Linked DNA regions of Homo sapiens: region 2 is linked to region 1. Evidence: chromatin contacts called from ENCODE Hi-C or POLR2A ChIA-PET data. All regions are on one chromosome and are shown on one strand. Each heading gives the region's core, a stretch centred on a gene start or an enhancer-like site at or near the end of the contact. The rest is flanking DNA. Distances are from core to core; before and after follow the strand shown. Region 1 overlaps ANKRD6 (ankyrin repeat domain 6). Region 2 overlaps GABRR2 (gamma-aminobutyric acid type A receptor subunit rho2).

Region 1 (6,874 bases), core at 3,240-5,739:
ATCAACAGTTTTAATTTTCACCTGTTACTAACTGGACTCCTCTGGGGCTGATGACCATGACATCTTGCTGTTCTCCCACCTCTTGCCCAGGTTCATCATGGCCACTTCATTATTCCTCAGTATTAGCACCAGTGAGAAATTAAGAGAAGGCACAAAACCCCTCGTTTTGCTACTTGATAGTCTGATGAGTGGAGAGTAGAAATAATGCACTAAAGGAAATCTTCACATTTTGAACATATCGTGTTCATTGATTGCAATGACAATAGCCAAGGTTAACTGAGACAAACTTGAATTTTGGTTAACCCATAAGAATCTCCTGCCAATCCAAAGGGGCAGGAGGGAGTGATCATCCGAAAGCCCCTGTGCAAACCTTGCTCTAGGCCCTCTGTCTCCCAAGGGAGTAGCATTGAGGACTTGTTCCGAAATCATTGTTCATTTTGCATTCACAGCATGGCCGGACTCCCCTGCATCTTGCTGCCAATAAGGGCCATCTTCCTGTGGTCCAGATCTTGCTGAAGGCTGGCTGCGACCTTGATGTCCAGGATGATGTGAGTAGAAGCCATCATTCTATCAGGCTGAGTTGGCAGGGGAGGTTTTCTGGCTAGAAATCCACAAAGTGTAAGCTGTGAGATGGGAGGGTAGTAGATGCTCTCGCAGCACATTTTAGCTGCATCTTGGTCTCTGTGGCAGCAAGAACTTCCTCTGGAAGACCTGCTCTGAGGCCCATTCTCAGTAGCAAGTTAGAGTTTGGGAGTGTGGGGTGGTTCTCCATCATGGTTCACTTCCTGTCTATTATTCAAGTGATCACTTCCTCTCTATTGTACAAAATGCCTCAAAGGGGATTTTTGCCTGTGTCCTGTCTCAGCATAAAGAGACACACACATGCACATTAGTGAGTATGGGCAAGACTTGCCGGAAATGTGTGTCAATGACCAAATTTACCATTGGAGAAAAAATGGGGATTAAAAACTTAATTTTTTTCTCATCTTAATTTCTCTTGGTCAGTGAATATGACATGGAAAATGATCTATTCAAGTTGGGGAGTTGGGGGAAGACACAGATCTCATGGAATCTAAGAAAAAGGAGGCCTCCAGAAAGAGTTTACTCTGCCACCATGCTATTATTGAGACATGGCCATCAACCAACTCAGCTCTGAGTCTATTCATTCAGGTTATCTAGAGATGGACTCTGATTGGCTCCTCTGGCATCAAGTGGCCAATCCTGAGTGAGTCAGCAGTGGCTGGGGTGGAGTCACGTAGTACAGTGGGCTGCCCTACTGGGTCTTTGGAGAAGGTGGTTCTCTAAGAAAGGACCATATAAATTGTCCTCCAACAGCTATTAGGAAAAGGTCTTTTGATAATACAGTTGAAAACTATTTTTAGAAATGGTTGCAACACTAATTCATGTAGTAGAACTCTAAGAAATAAGAACTTTTATGGGGAACACAGAATGTTGGAGTGTTTGCACTTATAACCTCTTCCAAATTCACCTTTAATAACTGTAGTTATAGAGTGTGATTCAAATTTCACATCTTCAGATATGCTACAGTGTGGTTTACTAAAGTGCTTCTAGTTTTCTTTGGGTCTGTGTATAATGTCATAAAACTTGGCAAACACACAGTAAGAAGGACAGTACTTGCAAAGAAATAACTATGACTGTTTTATGCATGGGCAGAAGGCCATCCAGTGTCTTTCATAAATCTCTGGTTATATCTGGAACTTGCTGGGTCATCAAAGATGTTATTTTCAAAAAATGTTGATTTAGCTTTAAGCCATTGATTTCTACCTTAGGTCATAATACTTTTTTATTTTCCTGCACTATGGTCATCATAACATTCTCAACTATATCATATCCTTAGATGACAGGAACAAAAATACAAGGAGAGAGAAAAGATTTTGGCCACAGAAAAGGTGGGGAATTGAGTTATTACTGGTGCAAACATGTTGGGATGCATTTGGTCTTCTCTTCGCATAATTAAAGGCTTTGCTTGCCACAGTGGCAAGGCCAAAATGCCAGGCATGCTAACCCATTCCAACTTGACACCCCTGCCTCACATCCTGGGCTCTAAGTATCACTGTGTTCTCATGCAGCAAAAGCCTTGCTAATTTCCTAGAACTGCTGCTGTTTATACCAGGCAAGGTAGGAAGTGAAACAGGCAAGAATTTTCTTAGGTAGCCAAAGTGAGACGTGTCAGCAGAAGAAAAGCCAGCTCTACTTTTAGACAGAGAGAGTCCCTTTTATTTATTGAAGGTATTTTCTTGCATCTTTTCCTTGTCCTAGAGAGACAATGCATATATTGCTTCTCCCAGATAAATTAAAATAAAAATACAACAACAAGAAATAATTGGGAGTGGAGAAGGTAGAATTGACCTTCACTAGTTCTGAAGAAATGCATTTGCCAGCAATATGATCCATGCCTGTTCTCTGTGTATTTACCATGCTGTTGATGACCAGCCTTGAAATACATGCAAGAAATCAAGGAAGAAAACTCTTGATGTGTGTCCTTTAAAGAATCTAGGAGATCAGTTATTTGAAAAAATCTCAGAAGTTACCTGTCTTGGATGGTGGGTAGAAACAGAGAATGTTAATGATATGAAGAATTTACTCCTAACTTCATATTCTACAGATACTGATCTTTATGGCATGGTAAGAACTGAGAATTAGTTGAAGAATGACCTCCAGTGGCCTGGAGTGGGATTATTATGAATTTCAACCTGTGGAAACCAGTTCTTTAGATTATGCAACTCCAGGAGCAAATTCTTTCTTGCTTCCTGCCAATCGTGTCAACTCTCATTGGAGCGCTAATGCCATCTCTGATTGGTCAATGAGCAATCACATAGCTCCCGCCTCAGAAATAGTCCAGGATGCTGTGGCCACAGTGAAAGCCATGAAAGAAGACAAAAATAAGAAAAACCACAGAGGGAAGGTTAGGAAGGACCCTAGAAGATCAGAGAGAGAAAAAGAGGTCAGCAACTTGCTTTACACACCTAACCTGTCTTGAGCTTCCTTGCAGTATGTCTGCCTGTGCCACATGGGGGTGTTTCCTCTTGAAGAGGCGCACACTGCACCCTTGCATGACTGAAATCTGCCAACACTACACTCACTCTTTTTCACCATGTAGGAAAGAAAAATAACAGTATTTCAAAACAAAGATTTAGACCTTATAGGCACCAAAGCTCTTAAAATCCCAAAGTGAGAAACACTGTCTCAGAAAAACTGAGAGCTGGCAGTTCACGTACTTCGCAAATGGGTCAACATGTTCCAAATCAAAGTGCCAAACTGCAAGGTTGCAGGCCCTTCAGGTTTCCAGCTACAGCATCTTTCCTTCTGCTTCTTGTAGTTAATCATTCAACAAATGCTTTTGGGGCAGCTCTAGTGGCTATGCTTTACTTTATGAAAGAGGCAGTCCCAACCCCACAGATGCATCTGACCTTTTCTGAGGCTCGTCCTAAGGTTAATGACTTCACAGGTTGGAAGCAGCTTGGGGTGAGTGCAAAGAGCCTTGACAATTTGATTTCTGGTCCAAGCATGCTGTCCTAGGCTTATCAATAAAATGAGAGAATTAGACATCAATAAAATGAGAGAATTAGACTTGGCACACAGTAGGGAGTCAATAAATATTCAGTCCGGGCCTGGTGGCTCACACCTGTAATCCCAGTGCTTTGCGTGGCTATGGAGGAAGGATTGCTTGAACCCAGGAGTTGGAGACCAGCCTGGGCAACATGGCAAAACTCCATCTCTACAAAAAATAAAAAAATTAGCTGGACATGGTGGCAAATGCCTGTGGTCCCAGCTACTCAGGAGGCTGAAGTGGGAAGATTGATTGAGCCTGGGAGGTGGAGGTTGCAGTGAGCTGAGATCATGCCACTGCACTCTAGCATAGGTGACAGAGTGAGACCCTGTCTCAAAATGAGTGGATGTTCACCAAATAGATAATTCAGTAAACACTGTTGAGAGTGCTCTACCTTTTCCCAGCATTTAAGAATTTCATGATTGACTTAGGTAGGTATCATATGCAAGTAAGAATTATGTCAAAGTAGCCACTTGTATGTATTGAGGCCACATCTTGTTTCTTCGTGTCATTTCAAGGAGGAAATGTTTCAATGGTAAATTTTAATCTTATAGGAGGAAAGAGTCCATTTGTAGATAACTGACCCTGTTTCAACTGAGGGCCTCAAGGTACTAAATTGTTTGTGTTGTATTCTAGGGAAGAATAGATCCAAGATGATAACCTGAGGCAGCTATTGTTTACATGTTTCATGTCTCTCACCTCAGAGCCTTTAATTCTCATCTTGGTTACTTGAGAAGGGTGGGTTTTTCAAAGCCTGAGAAAGCGTATTGCCCAGTCCTCCAGAACCATTCCAGCTAGTGTCAGCACAGCTAGCAGTACAGCCAAGGACAGCCACTTTTGGTAGGGAGAGTCCGAGCCTGGCCTGACAGCAGTGTTTATCTGACCCGGGCTCTCGGTGAGGTCTCTGTCTGAGAGGACGGCTGGAGGGGGAGCTGTGGCCTGGAAACAGGCAGGACAGCCAAAAGGTCCCCCAGAGGAAGGGGTGTGCAGGACCTTTGCCAGCAGCTTAGGACACTATGTGTTCTCGCCGCAACCTCACACAAGTCATTAGATTTCCTTGAGTCTTGCTAGTCTGGAAATGTCCTCCCAAGGTCTGAACTGAAAGTTAGATTGAGCTGCTTGCATTGAGCTAGAGTTTCACAAAGGAAAATTTTCTCAAAGGAAGCAAATACAGTAGATTGATGATGAAAGCAAGTAATAAATAACTTGGTGCCATTCCGGCTCCAAAGATACCTCAACTCATAATTTAGAGGGCAGCTTGTGAAACATGACAAAAAATATTTGACCTAAACCAAGGCTTAGGTTAGTCTGTGCCGTACCATCCAGTGAAGGCCCTTCGTGAAATAATTTGTACAGCAAGAGTGGCTAACACGACCCATATGCTCAGGGCTTGTTGCTCATACTTCATGAACAATACAGAGTGATAAGCTTTGTCCTGGAAAAAGTTGTTTTTATTGGTCCAAAGAGCACTAGAGTGTAAGTAGTTTGTGGTTATATTAAAAAGCCTGTAAGAAGTGGAAATCTAACCAAGTCAGCACTACCCTGAAAGCGTGAGCTGCAGTCGCGTGGTTCTTGCTAAGAAGGGCACTGTCTTTCTTAGCAGGTCAGTAATCATCATTGCACTGGAGGCCTATTTTGGGAAATTCCGTCACCATTCTGATAGAGAAATGGGAAGTCTTGGAAATCTTACGGAAATTTTAAAAAGTTGAGACGTGGGGCCAGGCACGGTGGCTCGCGCCTGTAATCCCAACACTTTGGGAGGTGGAGGTGGGCAGATCACTTGAGGCCAGGAGTTCAAGTCCAGCCTGGCCAACATGGTGACACCTTATGTCTACTAAAAATATAAAAAAAAAATTAGGCATGGTGGCAAGTGTCTGTAATCCCAGCTACTCTGGAGGCTGAGGCAGAAGAATCGCTTGAACCTGGGAGGCAGAGGTTGCAGTGAACCAAGATGGCACCACTGCACTCCAGCCTGGGCGACAGGGCGAGACTCTGTCTCTAAACAAAAACAAAAAGTTGAGACTTGGGCAGTATCTCATATGATTACTAGTTTCCTTGTCTAGAACTGCTTTCTAAGAGGTCTGAGGTAGACAGCGCAAATGGCACAGCCTACCTCCTGCAGCCACTGACCCAGCGGCCACATTCTTTTTTTAACCACTGCAAGGGTTCTCTTTGAATAAGGGGTCTGGGAAGGTGGATGAGAAGAAAATCAGCCTGAACCTAACTGATAACAGGAATAATAGTTTAGGATGCTGAAGGGGGGAGGTCGGTGGTGGCAGTGCTGAGGACAGTGATCTGTCCTCAGTGTCCTGACCCCCCCTCACTGCAGAAATTCCTTACCTTCCACAAATGAACAGTGGGAAGAGAGTCTGTGACAGGGACAGTCCTGTTACTGGGGTATTGTTTCTGCTCAGACTTCTAATAAGTAGCGGTTTTTCCTGATGCTAAAAGTTATCCGTGTTAAATATAAAAAGCTGGAAAATATTAAAAAGTATAAAAAGTTAAAAGAGAAAAATCCTTTCATGGATTTTTAAAGGGAGACTTTTTAATTTTAAGAAAGCAATTTTGAGTTTTAACTAGGATTTTTTATTGTAATAAAATATACATAGCATTAAATTTACTGTCTGAACATATTTACGTATACGGTTCAGTGGCATTAAGTACACTCACATTGTTGTGCAACCATCACCACCATCTATCTTTAGAACTTTGTTTCAGATTACATGTTTTTAATGTGCATTGTTTGTTACAGATCTGGGGAGTTTAGTAAGTAGAATCAGTATTTCGTTAAGGTTGTTTATAGGTAGCAGTGCATCCTTCTTTTAAAAAATCTGTTTTATCTTATGATGGCCTCTGTCCTCTTTTGGGCCAAGCACCAGGGACGCCCCAGAATGTTTTCTTTGCCCCTCTGGTGCTCTGCCAGGAAACTTCACAAAACTCTGACCAGCCACATCATAGAATCCAAGAAGGCAATGGAGGGACCCTGGGATCATCCAGGGTGACACACCTGAGGTCCAGCAGGGTGACAGGCTTCTAGCAAGCCATGCACAGCCCAGGCCTCCTGACCCCTTGTCTCGTGCTCATTGCTTTCCACCAGAACATTTCCACACTGCCCACCCATCCTCCCTTTCAAGGCTGGACCACAGGCTCAGCTTGATTTACCTCAACTTAGCTTCCTGAGGACCTGTCAGAGATAAAGGGTGCTCTTAGAGACTTCAGAACTCTCCTGTTACAGTCTTGACCTGCTTACCTCTGGGAGTGTTTCATCCTTCACTCAACTGCAATTAGGAAGAGTCAAGTTCC
Region 2 (6,874 bases), core at 3,070-5,569, 300 kb before region 1:
CTTTGGGTGGGTTGGGCCCAGGCTCTACTTTTTTTTTTTTATACTTTAAGTTCTAGGGTACATGTGTACAACGTGCAGGTTTGTTACATATGTATACATGTGCCATGTTGGTGTGCTGCACCCATTAGCTCGTCATTTACATTAGGTATATCTCCTAATGCTATCCCTCCCCCCTCCCCCCACCCCACAACAGGCCCTGGTGTGTGATGTTCCCCTACCTGTGTCCAAGTGTTCTCATTGTTCAATTCCCACCTATGAGTGAGAACATGTGGTGTTTGGTTTTTTGTCCTTGCGATAGTTTGCTGAGAATGATGGTTTCCAGCTTCATCCATGTCCCTAAAAAGGACATGAACTCATCCTTTTTTATGGCTGCATTGTATTCCATGGTGTATATGTGCCACATTTTCTTAATCCAGTCTATCATTGATGGACATTTGGGTTGGTTCCAAGTCTTTGCTATTGTGAATAGCGCTGCAGTAAACATACATGTGCATGTGTCTTTATAGCAGCATGATTTATAATTCTTTGGGTATATACCCAGTAATGGGATGGCTGGGTCAAATGGTATTTCTAGTTCTAGATCCTTGAGGAATCGCCACACTATCTTCCACAATGGTTGAACTAGTCTACAGTCCCACCAACAGTGTAAAAGTGTTCCTATTTCTCCACATCCTCTCCAGCACCTGTTGTTTCCTGACTTTTTAATGATGGCCATTCTAACTGGTGTGAGATGGTCTCTCATTGTGGTTTTGATTTGCATTTCTCTGATGGCCAGTGATGATGAGCATTTTTTCATGTGTCTGTTGGCTGCATTAATGTCTTTTGAGAAGTATCTGTTCTTATCCTTTGCCCACTTTTTGATGGGATTTTTTTTTAATTTGTTTGAGTTCATTGTAGATTCTGGATATTAGCCCTGTGTCAGATGAGTAGATTGCAAAACTTTTCTTCCATTCTGTAGGTTGCCTGTTCACTCTGATGGTAGTTTCTTTCGCTGTGCAGAAGCTCTTTAGTTTAATTAGATCCCATTTGTCAATTTTGGCTTTTGTTGCCATTGCTTTTGGTGTTTTAGACATGAAGTCCTTGCCCATGCCTATGTCCTGAATGGTATTGCCTAGGTTTTCTTCTAGGGTTTTTATGGTTTTAGGTCTAACATTTAAGTCTTTAATCCATCTTGAATTAATTTTTGTATAAGGTGTAAGGAAGGGATCCAGTTTCAGCTTTCTACATATGGCTAGCCAGTTTTCCCAGCACCATTTATTAAATAGGGAATCGTTTCCCCATTTCTTGTTTTTGTCAGGTTTGTCAAAGATCAGATGGTTGTAGATGTGTGGTATTATTTCTGTGGGTTCTGTTCCATTGGTCTATGTCTCTGTTTTGGTACCAGTACCATGCTGTTTTGGTTACTTTGGGGGCCCAGGCTCTACTTCTAACTAGAAGCCTGTCAGGGGCTGCTTCCAGGGAATGAGACACCTTCTATATCACCTGCACAGAGTCACCTTTGTGCTGTCTGTGCAGCCTCCTTTCTCACAGAGACCTGCCCATGAGGTGCTGAGTGAAATGGGGACACCCAGGAGCACCTGCAGGGAAGGTTTCTTGGCTCTAAGCCATCTTCAAATGCTCCCATAGGGTTCAGGTTATAAAGATCATTGACAGCACAAGCAGTGGGAATCCCCGTCCTGCGATCATCCCATCTTGCCTGGCTGGCCAGAACTCTGGGTGTCTTATTTATGGACTCATGGAGGCAGGGAGCCCTGGTACCTCACTATGTGCTCTCCTCCCCCCGTTTCATCCAAGTGACATCTGGGCATCCAGGAAAGCCCTGCAGGAGATTACAGGTGCCCAGAGGACCAACTGCCATGGGGAGGAGGCTTGGAAGGAAGGAGGAGTGGCCCCCACCTATACTGTGGTGGCTGAGATCTTGACTTCTATGGAAGGTGATGCCTCTTTCCTTAGCAGCTTCCCCAAAGTCAGAGCCCTCCCCAGGGTCAGAAGCTTACCCAGGCAGGGGCAGGGAGCAGTCCTGACCCTCTACGCTCTGGAGGGCCCCACAGAAGGGCCCAGCAGATGCAGTGGTCACACCACAAGGAGTCCACTTTCCTCCTGGAACTGGCTTGAGGAAGGAGCAGCGTGATGGGGACTGTGGCGTGTTGCAGCATTCTGCTCAGAGTCAGGGTTTCTGGGAACATGGCAGGATTTCATCTGCCGTTCCAAGAGCTAGCTCCTGGTGGGAGCATTTTCATAAGGCTTTCGCTTTTGCAGCTGATGTCACAAAAGAAACCTAAGTTCTGCCTCTGGCTGTTCGGTGGCCATCACCTAACTCCTTGGACCCCAGGCTCTTCTTCTACATACTGAAGGTACTGACCAGGTGATGGCCCAGGCTCCTGATAGCATCACTAGCCTTGGGTAAAAAGGTACAACACATTGTTCGGAATAGCACCCACACTCGGTGCACACCCACAAAAGACCACACTGAGGCACGGCCACGTTATGACTTTTGAGGACCCTGGGCACTTTTGCTTCATGGGCCTCTTCCTCTATAAAAAAATATCAAAAAGCATATTTTATGATTGTGTTGGTTTAATGATGAACATATTAATAGTATATATTAAAACAACTTCTGCTTAAAAGTTTGTTTTTCTTATTTTAAGATAAAGCAAAAACATTTTGTTGTGGGCCCCAGGCAGTGTGCCTATGCCGCCTAATGAATATGTCAGCTCTGCGCCAAGACATGCAAGTAGGAGACAAGAAAGGGACCCAGCTAGGAGGGGGGTCCAACCTCAGCTGACCTGGGACATTTACTTCACCTCTCTGTGCCTCAGTTTCCTCATCTGGGGACAATAATAGTATCTACTTTGTAGAACTGATGAGAGGATTAAAATAAGATTACATATATATATGTACCTTGATTAGAATGGTGCCTGGCATAAAAAAAAATCCCTATGAAAGTGGTAGTTGTGGCTGGGCACAGTGGCACACGCCTGTAATCCCAGCACTTTGGGAGGCTGAGGTGGGTGGATCACTTGAGGTCAGGAGTTCAAGACCAGCCTGGCCAACATGGTGAAACCCTGTCTCTACTAAAAATACAAAAGAATTAGGCATGGTGGTGCATGCCTGCAATCCCAGCTATTCAGGAGGCTGAGGGAGGAGAATCGCTTGAACCTGAGAGGCAGAGGTTGCAGTGAGCTGAGATTGCGCCTCTGCACTCCAGCCTAGGTGACAAAGTGAAACTCCGTCTCGAAAAAAAAAGTGGTAGTTGTCATGCATGTTATTGTTGGTTATTGTGTTTCCTAGCCACTGTACGCCTCTATGCTCTTAACTGTTGCTGTGCAAGAAAAGTGGAGCTTCTTGCTTTTGGGGACGCCTTGCTTAGACTTCCTGGAGCAGATGTAGCTATTTTAAAGCTGCTTATTAGTATAACTTTATTTTCGTAAAATTCCTTGGCAGGCTTGCCCATGACGAATCCCCGAGGAAACCCAAGAGCTACCAGAAATATGGTGGCCTCTTCTTGACCTTCCGTGGGCGTCAATCAGGTTGCGGTTGGAAGGGAGATGAGTCACAGGCCTGTAATCTGCCACCTGCTTTTCTCCTTCTGCTTAGCAGGTGTCAGAGCTCAGGGAATTTAGTGGGAGGCTTTGAGGCCTTTTAAAATGCATAGGCTTCTGGGATAAATTAATTTCTTAATCCCTTAACAGTCACACAAGAGGAAGGTCTGGCAGCTGGGTTTTTCAGAGGGGACAGGAACAAATGTCTGTCAGGGGTTTTACATACATTATCTTGTTTAATCTGGACAACAACCCCATATGTGGGGATTACTCTCCCCATTTTATAAACAAACAAATGGAGGCTCAAAGGATTGGTGACCTGCCTGGAGGTCACAGCTACTCCTTTTTACTGCCCCAGAATGATAGGACCTACTAGAGGATCAAGGGCAGAGAAAAAGGAAAAAGGGAAGCCAGCCCGCCTGGGTCTGTCTTGGCCAAGGTTCATCAACTGAAATTCTTGGTGCCTCAGTTTCCCCAAGAGGAGAGGAAAGTTGGCCCAGGGATCTCATACATTCTGCTATTCTTACCCCACTCTCTGCCTAGTCAGAGCAGATGACTGATTCCTTTCCCAGCTGCTATGGCCTGAATGTTTATGTCCCTGACAAATGTGTATGTTGCAATCCTAACCCGCAATGGGATGGTACTAGGAAGTGGGCCTTTGGAAGGTGATGAGATCCTGAGGGTGGAGCCCTCACCAGTGGGATTAGTGCTCTTAGAAAAGAGGCCCTAGAGAGCTGCCTTGCCCCACCCACTATGTGAGGTTACAGTGAGAAGGCACCGTCTATGAACAGAAAGTGGGCCCTCAGCACACATGGAAACTGTTGGCACCTTGATCTTACTTCCGGCCCCTGGAAACATGAGAAATACGTTTCCATTGTCTATAAACTGCCCAATCTATGGTGTTTTGTGTGAAAGCCAGAACTGACTAAGACACTGTCCACCTTCTCCATAGCATTTCTCTAGTTCCTGGGAAGGACACCCACTGGCCATGCCTCCCCTCCCTGACCCCAAGACTAACAGAGCACCTTTGGGGGCAGGTGTGCAAGAAATCTTTGTAATGAGTTAAGCTCTTGTTGCTGCACTGGAAAACAGGTGACTCCATCAAAACAGCAAACTCCCAGGTAGTCATGGCAACAAAGTTGCAATGCCTTGTTCAGAATTCCACTCACACCCAGACACACACACATGCCAAAATAGTGCAGAGGGAGGGCCACACTAGGACTTTTGAGGATCCTGGGCACCTCTGCCTTCATGGGCCTCTTCCTCTATAAAAATGACAGAGGAGCTATTTTGTGTCCTGATTCTCCTTGCCTGCTCTTATATTTGTAGGACAAAAAAGTTGGCAGCTGCAGGGCCTGTCTCCTTTGTGAATGTAAATGGCTTAGTCACTGGTGGGCCCTCTTTAGTCAACGGCCCTCTCCACTACTTCCTGCTCTTTTCTCCTTGGGAAAATTAGGGACTCAGGAAATGGAGTCAGATTTATGTGAGTGGGAAAATTGCACCATCTGAGGAAGCGCTGTGCCAGAGGGAGCCAGAGAGGGCAGCACATCACATCCCTGGGGCCAACCTCCCACCTGGCATCAAGGAAGAACAGTCCTACCTCCGAAGGCGGGTCTCATGCTGAAGTCGTGCTCGTCCACTCTGAGAAGCTGCTGAGGCTTTCCCTTCCGGATCTTGGTCACATCAAGGTTCTTCTTATATAAGTGACTGTGAAGACAAGCAAGAAACTATTTTCCATCGGCTCTTCAATGCATTGAGTGAGATGATTTGGGCTATTACTCCCTGCAAGATCTACCTGTTAGGTACCTTTTCTCCATTCTACTTCTTGGCCCAGGGGAGAAGGAGGGCTGAAGGACCCTCCACACACACGCCAGATCCTCACAGGTAGACTGACCTGAGGACCAGGTTCTTCTGGAGCCTTCTGAAAGTGGATGCCCTCCTGGGCAGGACAACATTCTACCTTGGTAAAGGCTATAATTGGATGAAAATGGTTGGATTGGCTGCTAGCTAGACTAATAAAGAAGAAAAGGGAGAAGATCAAAATAAACACAATTAGAAATGAGAAAGGGGGCTAGGTGCAGTGGCTCACACCTGTAATCCCAGCACTTTGGGAAGCTGAGGTGGGCAGATTGCTTGAGGTCATGAGTTTGAGACCAGCCTAGCCAACATGGTGAAACCCCATTTCTACTAAAAATACAAAAATTAGCTGGGCATGGTGGCACACACCTGTAGTCCCAGCTACTCAGGAGGCTAGGGCACAAGAATCACTTGAACCAAGGAGACGCAGGTTGCAGTGAGTGGAGATTGCGCCACCCGGGTGATAGAGTGAGACTCTGTCGCAAAAAAAAACAAAAAGAAATGACAAAGGGGATGTTACCACTGACCCCACAGAAATACAAATAACCATCAGAGACTACCATGAACAACTCTGTGTACACAAACTAGAAAACCTAGAAGAGATGGATAAATTCCTGGACACATACACACCCCAAACCAAATAGTGAACCAGGAAGAAATTGATTCCTTGAATAGACCAATAATGAGCTCCGAAGTTGAAGTTGAATCAATAATAAATAGCGTACCAACCAAAAAAAAAAAAAAAAAAAAAGGCCCAGGACCTGATATATTCACAGCCAAATTCTACCAGATGTACAAAGAACTGGTACCATTCCTACTAAAACTATTCCAAAAAATTGAGGAGGCGGGACTCCTCCCCAGTTCATTCTATGAGGCCAGCATCATCCTGATACCAAAACCTGGCAGAAACACACACACACACAAAAGAAAGCTTTAGGCCAATATCCTTGATGAACATTGAGGCAAACAATCCTCAACAAAATATTTGCAAACCAAATCCAGCAGCCCACCAAAAAGTGAATCCACCACAATCAAGTAGGCTTCAATCCCAGGATGCAAGTTTGGTTTAACATACGCAAATCAATAAATGTGATTCATCACATAAAACTAAAGACAAAAGCCACATTATTATCTCAATGGATGCACAAGAGGCTTTCGATAAAATTCAACACTCCTTATTAAAAACTCTTAATAAACTAGGTATTAAAGAAACACACTTCAATACATATGTGACAAACCCATAGCCAACGTCATACTAAATGGGCAAATGCTGGAAACATTCCCCTTGAAAACCAGCACAAGACAAGGGTGCCCTCTCTCACCACTCCTATTCAACATAGTATTGTAAGTCCTGGCCAGGGCAATCAAGAAAGAACAAAATGAAGGGCATCCAAATAGGAAGAGAGGAAGTCAAACTATTCTTGTTTGCAGATGATGTGATTCTGTATCTAGAAAACCCCATAGTTTTGGCCCAA

The links. A loop is a pair of places that touch in the nucleus more often than their neighbours do. ChIA-PET counts read pairs that join two places held with the same protein, here RNA polymerase II (POLR2A). Pooled maps may share reads with other maps.
Region 2: a loop to region 1 is called in a pooled map, with 2.6 times the contacts of the local background. The contact joins two enhancer-like sites. A Hi-C loop is called at or near these places in 1 of 37 single-sample maps with no recorded cell type and 6 of 50 pooled maps. POLR2A ChIA-PET finds 5 or more read pairs at or near these places in 1 of 52 experiments (endothelial cell of umbilical vein).

The regions. Positions count from the first base shown.
Region 1 is chr6:89,595,467-89,602,340 of GRCh38, forward strand. It overlaps ANKRD6 (ankyrin repeat domain 6), which reads left to right. Exons shown (of 16, transcript NM_001242809.2): 3 at 450-548. Among named protein-coding and RNA genes, the nearest start is that of MDN1-AS1, 40 kb to the right of the region's middle. Within about 2 kb of position 4,490, at least 3 of the 41 ENCODE cell types and tissues checked have a DNase peak (open chromatin) inside an H3K27ac peak, as active enhancers do.
Region 2 is chr6:89,294,617-89,301,490 of GRCh38, forward strand. GABRR2 (gamma-aminobutyric acid type A receptor subunit rho2) reads right to left here. Exons shown (of 9, transcript NM_002043.5): 2 at 5,143-5,249. Among named protein-coding and RNA genes, the nearest start is that of GABRR2, 17 kb to the right of the region's middle. RefSeq lists enhancers at 2,713-3,912, 3,298-3,607, 4,034-4,103. Within about 2 kb of position 4,320, at least 17 of the 41 ENCODE cell types and tissues checked have a DNase peak (open chromatin) inside an H3K27ac peak, as active enhancers do.